Linked DNA regions of Homo sapiens: region 2 is linked to region 1. Evidence: chromatin contacts called from ENCODE POLR2A ChIA-PET data. All regions are on one chromosome and are shown on one strand. The core of a region is the stretch at or near the end of the contact, and the rest is flanking DNA. Distances in the headings are between cores, read along the strand shown. Region 1 holds the start of MBNL2 (muscleblind like splicing regulator 2). Region 2 holds the start of ING1 (inhibitor of growth family member 1).

Region 1 (5,141 bases), core at 2,642-5,141:
GGCCTTACCTTTCACACCTGTTTTTACTCTCAGCAGAGGAGGCCGGGACTGGTCTCCATAAACAACTGTGTAGTTGGAGCCGTGCAGTCGGAGGCCCAGGCCTGATGCAGACCCAGCCACGCAGCACCTTTGGCTCTTTACTACGAATATTATCACGGCTGCAACAAATAGTTTGTGCACATTTTTTAAAAGAAAAAAAAAACTGAGAAGAGTATAAAACTGGAGAAAAAAAAATAGTATGTTAACTAATTTACAAAGCCCGGTTAAGTCTTCCTGCCTCATTCTTCTGAGAGAAACCAAAGCATTAAAATATCAAGCTCTTTGCTCTCCCCAGCAGTGGACATCCATGCTCATCCAGTTGAGTCGACCCTTCCGGAAAGGATGCCTGGGCCCATGACACCTTTACTTCTCTTTGCAGCTATTTCCTGCCTTTCTTTGCTAGGCCTTTAGCTTGGGTCTTGAGCAGATTTCGTGAACAGGGCGAACTGTCCTCTCCTGTTCTGCCATGCCCCAGGGATCTGTGCTTGCCTGGCCTGACTCTTGACCTGCAGCTCTCTCTGGGCTTTCTTGCTTGTTGATTTTTATGCCCACACCTCCCTACCTTTTTATAACCCCCTTTATCTCCACTGCCCACCTGCCCCCTAGAGTTGCCAGGTTTCTCTGCTTGGCACAACCCAGCCAGCTCTGACATGTAGCTGTACCTGAAGATGGTAAAGGCCCCCAAAACTATGTTTTCAACAACCAACATGTCTTGTAGTTATCCACCTTTTCCCGAATCAGAATCCTTCACCCCTTGCAATGTTGCCAACCTATTTCTATGTTGATAATCTGTTTTGTCATTTTGGAAATGTAAACAAATCAGTATACCTTCCTTTTCATCTTTTTCTTGTTATCGGTAGGAAAGTACAGGAAAAAAGGAAGAGAAAATGCATGAGAGATTGAACCTACTTATTCTACTATAAGGAATTCTCTTAAGCTCAGCATCTAAATCCTCTTTTCCCAATTCTTGCTTGGAATCTTGAGTACCTGATCTTGAATTTCTATGGCACTCCCTGAGCGCGGGACTGGCTGGTAGCCATGTGATATTGATTTGTTTTCACCATAGCAACAGCAAATTGAAACAACTAGCAGAGAGAAGGCAGGCTGTTAACCAGTAAAGCTACCTAACCAGTATATTTCACAAGCATATTTTTCTCCTTCCCTCTTGTTTTTTCTCTTATTTACTCCACTTTCACAAATTTAACACAAAAGTCAAAGGAAAAACAGCATTAAATGTTTTGGGCACTACAAGGCCTGTGGCCAGAATAGTGTGCTTTGCAGAGCTTCTAGTATATTAGATTAGATCGATGGAAAAAATGCAAACAACAACGCTTTGATTTCCTTGGAAATTTCATTTGTTGAACTAAGAAAAAGTATCCCTAAAAAATTTACATGAGCACAAAGTAGAGTGAAGGGTTTTGTGTATATGACTATGTATCTTAATACTCTAAGGTGTTTGCCAACAGTTTCTTAATACCGAGGTTTTATCCCTTTGTACTTTAAATAGCTCAATGTGCCAAGAGACAAACAACTTTTTTTTTTTTTTTTTTTTTTTTGGTAAAAGGTCAAGGTCTCAAAATGCTAAATGATGAGGGAAAGTGTAGCAAGTATGATTCAATTCTATTAAAAGACAGAAAAATCAAGGTAGGCACTTGCTCAAAACTACGTGAGTAGTCAGAGAGGAGACACAAATTAGCTTTGGGAACTCCCGAGAACTCCAATGTGCTCCAGTCAAAATCTTTTTTAAAAGGTTCCTTTGTAAACATTACCCTTCCCCCGATCTCTGTGACCAAGGTTGCCACCTGTGACATGGATTTGCAGCCTGCAGTATTGTACTTCCCCTGCTTGGGGCCATCTGTGCTAGGACATGATGATTTTTCTATGAAAGCAGCTGTTCTCACCATCACAACCAGCCTTGAACTTGGTGGCACAACCTGGATCCTAAATAGTGGCTCTGGAGCAACTGGGAATAGGGCCCCGGGGACCATCCACCCAGGTGGCAGCGCTGGGCTGCACCAAGGGGGAGTCAGGCCAGAAAAAAAGCTTTGCCCTGCTCCCTGCTGCTTTTTGCCAGCCCAGCCAGAAGCCCTGCAGAAAACCTGTGCTGACCGGCCCGACATGTGGCAGGTACAAGAAGATGCCCTATTTATGAGGGGACAGGTTTACAATTTACAAAAGACAGGCGAAAATATAAAGACATAACTTAAGTCCTGCCAGTGGGGAGTTAGAATGTTCCTGGCCAGGACATAAAGAAATATTCCTCTCCACAAGCTCGAATAAAGGAACACACAGCAGAAATAGTTGGGGGATGACGTCAGAAGTTCTGGGCTAGTGTCCTGCACTTCTCCTTGAAAGTAAAAACAGTGGGTCTAGAAGAATCTACGTGGCATTGCCCTTATTTAAATGAGTAGTTCTACTGCTCCTTGCAAAACAAGTAGGATAGCTGAAGAAACTTCCTCTTATTTAAAGATTATAAGAATGTTCCCCCTGCCTTTTTTAAAAACCTTATTGTCCCCAAAACACACACATTACCCAATTAACAAATAGCTTTCCACTTAACCTTTGTCTTTTAAAGGGACAGTAATGTTTCTTGTAGAACATTCAAGGTGGTGGTGGTTAGGCAAGTCAGATTTTTTTCTTCGCTTCAGTGCTTGCTAACTATTCTAAAAATGTTACACATTTATTGTAAACACATGCTTCCGAGGCCTAACAAAAAAGCACAGTTTCCTCATGCCTGGCAGAAATTTAAAACGGAAAAGGGCAGAAAGAATTCTTTAGCAAATATATCCTTTCCTTCTCCTGGGCCAAGTGTGTTAAAAATAAATCTTCTCCATCATTTCTCACTGCTGCTTCTCAGCGAGAAAGTTGATATGGTTCGGCATAGTGAAAACACAGCTTTAAAAGCTAGCCTGCCCTCATTAAATTATTCTGCTGGCTGTGTGTTCTCATTAAAAATGCATAAAGATCAGATAATTGCAGTAAGCATTATTAACCCAGCTTTACTTTTGAATATAATGGTTCCACTTTTAAGCTGGAAACAAAGGCTCAGACATGCCAGGAAAAGAAATGTAAACATTGAACTACAGTATCGAAAACTTGCCAGAAAGCTACCTCTTGCTAGGTTGTTTAAAATGTGCTTTTGAAACTCAATTAAAGCTGTAGCATTGTAGAGCTAGGTAGGTCCCTAATTTTTAATAAATAGACACATACGTTTGGCCAAACATTCAACCGATGATTATTTACCATGAATTTTTTTTTAATCCTTAATTGCAAGTCTGTTTTCAAATAATAGGATCCATGTAAACTTTATCTATTTGGGAACTAGCTATGGCAATATAACAATTTTTCACAGCAAGAAAATAAGATTGCTCCAAAGAATTCAAATGGTTTTTAAAAAATAATATAATAAATGAATCGATTCTTTGCATAAAAACTCGATTTCTTGCCTCACCCCAAACAGGCGGCATAGATTCAAGCTTTGCCATTTCTTTTTCTCAAATCAAAATGTTACGTAAAACTCCAGGGTCCCCCGCAAGTATTACAATTGAATTAGTGGAATCCAGTTTCCCTGGCTCCCGTAAGCAGCACACATGGAATGCAGCATACTGCAGCAAACTCTTTAAACATTCAAAAAAGGGGGGCGATTCTCCTACCTTGTTTAGCTCTGCCTGTCCTTCCCATTTACAGTAACCCCAGGAACATCTGGCAGAACCAAGTGGCCGAGGCTTCTCCACCGCATCATGAGAAAGAAACTTCCATGTAAATAGTTCTCATTCCCTGTTTATTGTACTCTGAAAGCCGTCTGCCGTATCTGGAAAATTTTACCTTCAGATGATGAAGCAAAGACAGTCTAAACTCTGTTGCTGTAAGCTGCAGCCCTTCCTTCCGACAAATCCCTCCCAGCCGGGGCCAGCCAATCCCCAGCCAGCTCGTCAGCCCTACTCGTCTGAAACTGGCCCTAATAGGATGACTGACACAGTAACACAGCACTTGCAGTGTGTAAAAACAGTGCATCCATACTGATGAAAGAGGAATTTCCCTCTCAGAAGAAAGCAATCATAGCACCAAGACAAAGTGGCACATAATTGGCAGAGCAGAGAGAGGGGTAGCTCAAGAAAACACCCTTGAAGACAGCCAGCTCGAAGCCAGGAGCTTCACCGTGAACACTTGGGAAAATGTGAAACTCCGCAGATTCCAAAGAAATCCAGGTTGTACATGAAACTGAAGTCCTTGGACTATCTGACAAAGCATATGTATATGTTTTTTAAAGGAAAAATAATTCAACGTCTGCCATGGCAGTTAATACCTTACAAAACATTTACATATTTCCATTATTGAGGAAGAATGTGCTAGCCCAAGTGCGTATTCAAAATCAAAACATGCTTATAGCTCTGGCACACACAGGTTTCCTGTATAACATCTGTTATTGCAGTGGTTAATTACTGCGGCCCATTTATCTTTCGTCTAAGTTTTCAGACCACTTGGGACTTCGATTAGGGAATGCTGGACAATAAAATTGATATCTATACACTACCCTTTTCTACTCTTGGCAGGCACCCACGAGAGGATTAGGTGTGCTTTAACCATCTTAGATGCCATTTGATAAATACTGTGCATTGGCTCACATTATCGTTAATGAAGCAATGATTATAGGAAGATGTTTACTGTTGAATACAAGGGGTACATGATCCAAGGGCCCCCATGAGGTGCCATTCCACAAAAGATGTTCTAGGAGGTGCTGGAGTTTCCTGAGATAAAGCAGAAGAAGAGAAAGTTTAGGAAGGGTTATTTATTTATTTATTTATTTATTTATTTCCCAGTCTACAGCATTTCTGTATGCCTTGAAAACAAAAACTCAAAAACATATGGCATTGAGCAAACACAACAAGCATACATTTTCCTCCCCTAAATACCACATTTTGAGAAAAAAAAAGTATGATGATTACATGATGAGACCAAGACAGAACAAAGCCTTTATTCATCTGAAAGGTTGAACCCAATGCACGATTTTTATAAGCAACTGTTCAGCGCATCTGTAATGAAGCAACAGAATGCAATGGAATGCTTTCTTTTTATTTTGCCATTGCATCTTAAAAACATAA
Region 2 (4,854 bases), core at 1-2,500, about 13 Mb before region 1:
AGAGAAAAGCCCTCGTCCTCCGCAAACTACAACCGGCGGCGTCGCCCCTCGCAGTCGGCCCCTACTCGGTGTCCAGCTCCAAGTGAGGGCCGGAGGGGGCTGGGCGGGGGCGGCCGACCTACCCCGAGCGGAGTACTACCCGGTACTTTATGTAACACTCAGATTCGGGACTGAGTGGGGGGCGACGAAGAAGGGCCAGAGGAACGGCGTTGCCCGGGACCGAGGCACCGGGTCCGCGGGAACCCCGGCCCACAGCCGCCCTCCTCCTGCAGCCCCGTCTCGGCGCCCTATAGCCCCAGGCGCCGGCACATCCCTCCATCTCGCGCCGTAATCTGCACCCCCTCCTAGAGGACGCGGCTTGGACCCGCCGCCCCCTCCCCCGCAGCACCCGCCTCATCACTTCACTACAAAGAGCGCTTTGGTCGCGCAGCCTTGCAGCGAGACCTCTCGCGCCTCCTTCCTCCTCCGTGTCCCGGGCTTTGCACACAAGGACCTTGGCGAATCAAAGGCGCTCCAGACCTTTTGTTCCTGCCCCTGCCGAGGGCCGCCGCTGCGGAGCCGGCCGCTTCCTCCGGTCCACGGCAGGACCGGCCCGGCTCCGCGGCGCGCCCGGACCCGCCGGGAAGGAGGCGGCCGCCCCCGCCCATCCATCACCCGGCCGTACCTTGGTATTTCGCGTCGATCTCCCGCATCAGCGAGACATTTCTCTGCAAGTCGAAAGGCAGGGACTCGATGGAGTCCAGGTAGTCCTCCACATAGTTCACCAGGTGGAGCTGCTCCCCGTTGGCAGGACTCAACATGGTTCACCCCGGAGGTCCCCGGCGACTCGGCGCGGCTTTCCGCTTCCTCCACCCCCCGCCCCCCTCAAAAAATAGCACTGCAAAATGCAAAGCCCTCGCTCTCCCGGCGCCCCCCCGCCGGCTCCTGCTTCGGCCCGGCGGCTACATCTGCCGAGCCCGTCCGCCGCCTCCGGGTCCGCGGGGACCCCAGCGCCTGAGGGCGCGGGCCGCGGTGGCGGTGGCTCCCGGGCGCACGCCCCGGCCGGCGGCGCAGGCCCCCTCTCAGGCGGCGGGGCTGGCGCCGGGGGCCGCGCGTACGAGCGCGCACACACCGGCGGGAGAGGGCCCAGCGCCGCGGCCGCCGCTGCCCACTCGCCCACTGGGCTGGGTAGAAGAGAGGAGCGGAGCGGGCAGCGGGAAGGGGCGCGCTCCGCTGGCCGCCGAGCCGCACTTGTCCAACGTGGAAAACCCAAATACCAGTTTCAAACACTTGGGAAACATTCAGCCCCGCTGCGCAGCGCGCATGCGCCCCGGCCCCCTCCCCCGGCAACGGCCCCGCCCCCCGCCGCATTCACGCCCCTCACCGTCCCAGGCCCTGGGGGCTGCGGGCTCCAGGCCGGCCCTCGCGGGGGCGTGGCCTTGCCTGTCACTTTTTCCAGAGGCGAGGGTCGCGGAGGGGACAGCGTCAGGGCCGCTGGGGTGTGGACGGCGGGCGAGGCGCAAACTTTACTAGGAGTTTTTGGCACTTGGAGGCAGAGCCTGTTGGGCGGCACAGCACGCCCGCTGGGAAACGCAGGGGAGCGGCCTGCTTCGCTGAAAACCCGACCAGGACCTAACGGGCCGCGGGACAGAAACCTCCGAGACCATGGTACACAGCAACTACCGCAACTCGCTCCTCAGCCCCTGACTCTTCGTCCCCGCCCCACAGAGCAGTATAAGTAGGGCCCGAAACAGAACTGGCAACCGCAGTAGCCAATCTACTTGCCAACATCACTTTGACAGCCCAATCACGATGAAGAGGAGGCGGGGAGACCGTGAGTAATGCCCCCCGGACTCTTACTACTAGAAACCCAAGTCCTCCGGGAGGCGGAAGGAAGGGGAGGGCCGGGCACGGGCGGAAGTGGCGGCGCATGCGCACTGGCACCCTCTCGGTGTCCTTTGAGCTGCGGCCGCAGAGTGCGCGGGAGACCTACCCATTCCGCGGCCGGACCACCACTCCCAGCAGCCTAGGCGGCTCCCGCGCCTGCGCCATCCGTCACCGCCCTCCCTTTGTGTCGTCTCCCGGTACTCAGTTTGGAACGGCTTGGAGACAAAGGGGCCTGAGAGGGAAGCTGCTTCCTAGTGCCGAGCCCCAGAAGAGGTGGATAGGCCCGAGGGGCGCCTTCCCTAGGCCTTATCTCTTCCCGCCCTGTGTCATGGACACCGTTCTCGGAGGCCGCTCCCCACACTTGGAAAGGCCGCCCACAGTATGCAGACACCCGGTCGGCCGGCGTCCTGAGGCCATTCAGCTCCCCGGACCGCCCTCCCCCGCGTCGCCCCTCTACCCTCCCAAAGCTCCCGGATTTTGGGCTTTCTGAGAAGCCTGGACGCCACGCGAGCCCGTTGCCTAGGCGACCGGCCCCGCGCGCCGGCCCCCCCCCTTCCGGCCAAAGGGCCCGCCCCTCCTGGGCGTGGCCTCGTGCCTTTGTGCACTTCCCGCCTGGCTCTCTGGTTCCGGGGCGGCCTCGGCTTCGGCCTCCGCCCCGCTGCGGCCGCCGCGGGTCCCCTCCGGGGTGGCCCCGAGAGCTGTGTTCGCCACGCTTGGCTGCCTGCTTTTCTCTGATTTTCTTCCGCCTTGGACCCTGCTCTATTTGCATTGTCTTTTTTTCAGCAAGTCGGAGAACGGTGCCTTGTCAGTTTTCACCTTTCTCACTGGACTTTCTCTTTTCCGGAGAGCCGGGTTGGTGGTGCTGCCTGTGTATTCCACGAACTAAGCCCTGTCCCCAGCCCTTGCAGTGTTTCTGTATCAACTCCACGCCAGCGCGGTTCTCCATTTTTCTTAGCCTCTTAATTAGGACAGGGTCGGATTTCAGCTTTTATCCACCGGGTTTATCCTGTTGCAAAGCAGAGTACACAGTTTTAGACACAAAATAATTGCAGTTGAAATGGATACACATTCTGGTGGTAAGATTTGGAAACGTGGTATTTGATGGAACCCTGTTGTAACATCTAAAACTCTTTGGATTTTTTAAAAACGTATTCTGTGTAATCCAGTAAAAATTTGGATTCGTCCAGTATTTATAGAGTAGATTATTAACCGCAGTGGTGCTCATTCCAGGGCCCTGCCGGGTATTTTGTGCTATGGATGTGAGTACGGCAAAGAGACTGAATTAAGCTGTTTTGTATTTGGAATCGGATTGTTCACGTTGCAACGTTGCTGCAATGATAAATGGATGGATACTCTTTACACTTTGAAGTGGATTTAATCTTCACTTTTAAGCCCCTTCATCTCACCTACACAGCAGGAGAGCTTTGGCTTTGATATTTGGGGAAATGGCTGTTATTTTACTTACAGATCACGCTATTCTAGTCTTGGCCTAGTTAAAAGCAAATGAGTACTTTAGTTTCTACAAGATTTATTGGCCACTACTTGGTCTGCACAAAAGACTATAACACTTGGCCGGACGCGGTGGCTCACGCCTGTAATCCTACCACTTTGGGAGGCCGAGGCGGGCGAATTGCCTGAGATCAGGAGTTCGGGACCAGCTTGGGCAACATGGTGAAACCCTGTCTCTACTAAAAATACAAAAAATTAGCAGGGCATGGTGGCGCGTGCCTGTAGTCCCAGCTATTGGGGAGGCTGAGACAGAATCACTTGAACCTAGGAGGGGAGGTTGCAGTGAGCCGAGATTGTGCCACTGCACTCCAGCCTGGGCGACAGAGCAAGACTATCTCCGGAAAAAAAGAGAAAAAAAGACTACGACAAGATAACATTATGTGGAAACAAACATTATGTCGAATACAGAGTATAGAGGGAGTACAAAGTTGAATAAGGAAAATTACGCCTTTCCCTCAAAAAGCATATAAGTAATTTAAAAGTACAATAGTAAGAAATAGACCGGTTCTTCTATTCCTAGCATTCATTGGCTCTAGAATGAATAGTGTTTATCTGAACTCAAGAATAAAATTGGAAGTAATTTACCCTTTACAAAGATAAGATGGAGTTTAACCTAGGTTTTCTTTTTAAAAAAAAAAATCACAACACAGTACAATCTGAGTAATGATTTTGTTCCTCTAGTTATGTACTCTCTTCACATACACATAAACCAAAAAGGCATCTTAAGCATTCAACAAGGAATATTGACGAGTGTCTACCATGTGCCAACTACTGGTCCGTGCGCTGGGGATACAGTAGTGAAAAGTTTTTTGGAGCTTTACATTCCATAAAACTTTTAGCCCACCCCTTGGGATAAAAAGTCAAAAAAGATTTTATCTTTTTTGGAACAAACTTAGAAGATCAAGCAATAAAACATAATTACCTTTGATAACGAATTTTAAATGTCATTGAAGAAAGGTGCTTAATTTTGAAGATACGTTGAAGAATCTTGTCTCTTTCAGTTTTGTTTCCTGTGGCGTGTTGCAAAAATGGATGTTAAAACTTTTCCGTAGAACAGAAATTTCAAATGGATTAAAAAGAAACATTTAAAATTAAACTTTTTTCTAAAATTATATTTCCAGTCTAACTGAAAATGCTCAAACCTATGAGAGTCAGATATAAGAGATGAACATATAATTCTTTTTCTTTTTTTGAGACGGAGTCTTGCTCTTGTCACCCAGACTGGAGTGCAGTGGCGTGATCTCAGCTCACTGCAACCTCCGCCTCCCGGGTTCAAGCGATTCTCCTGCCTCAGCCTCCTGAGTAGCTGGGATTACGGGTGCCGGACGCCATGCCCAACTAATTTTTGTATTTTTAGTAGAGACGGAGTTTTGTCATGTTGGCCCAGGCTGGTCTCGAACTCCTGACCTCAGGTGATCCGCCTGTCTTGGCCTCCCAAAGTGCTGGGATTACAGGCGTGAACCACCGCGCCTGGCCAAG

Evidence for each region. ChIA-PET counts read pairs that join two places held with the same protein, here RNA polymerase II (POLR2A).
Region 2: POLR2A ChIA-PET joins it to region 1 with 15 read pairs in T-cell. The contact joins the promoter of ING1 here to the promoter of MBNL2 in region 1. POLR2A ChIA-PET finds 5 or more read pairs at or near these places in 2 of 52 experiments (Caco-2 and T-cell).

What each region holds. Positions count from the first base shown.
Region 1 is chr13:97,221,083-97,226,223 of GRCh38, reverse strand. MBNL2 (muscleblind like splicing regulator 2) reads right to left here and starts at 3,891. Exons shown (of 9, transcript NM_001382683.1): 1 at 3,693-3,891. RefSeq lists an enhancer at 3,810-3,869.
Region 2 is chr13:110,710,096-110,714,949 of GRCh38, reverse strand. It overlaps ING1 (inhibitor of growth family member 1), which reads right to left and starts at 1,250. Exons shown (of 2, transcript NM_198219.3): 1 at 665-1,250. The coding sequence starts at 800. It also overlaps a transcript of CARS2 not described here. RefSeq lists silencers at 1-23, 64-323, 414-703, 864-1,053, 1,064-1,413 and 2 more and enhancers at 2,084-2,133, 2,734-2,823.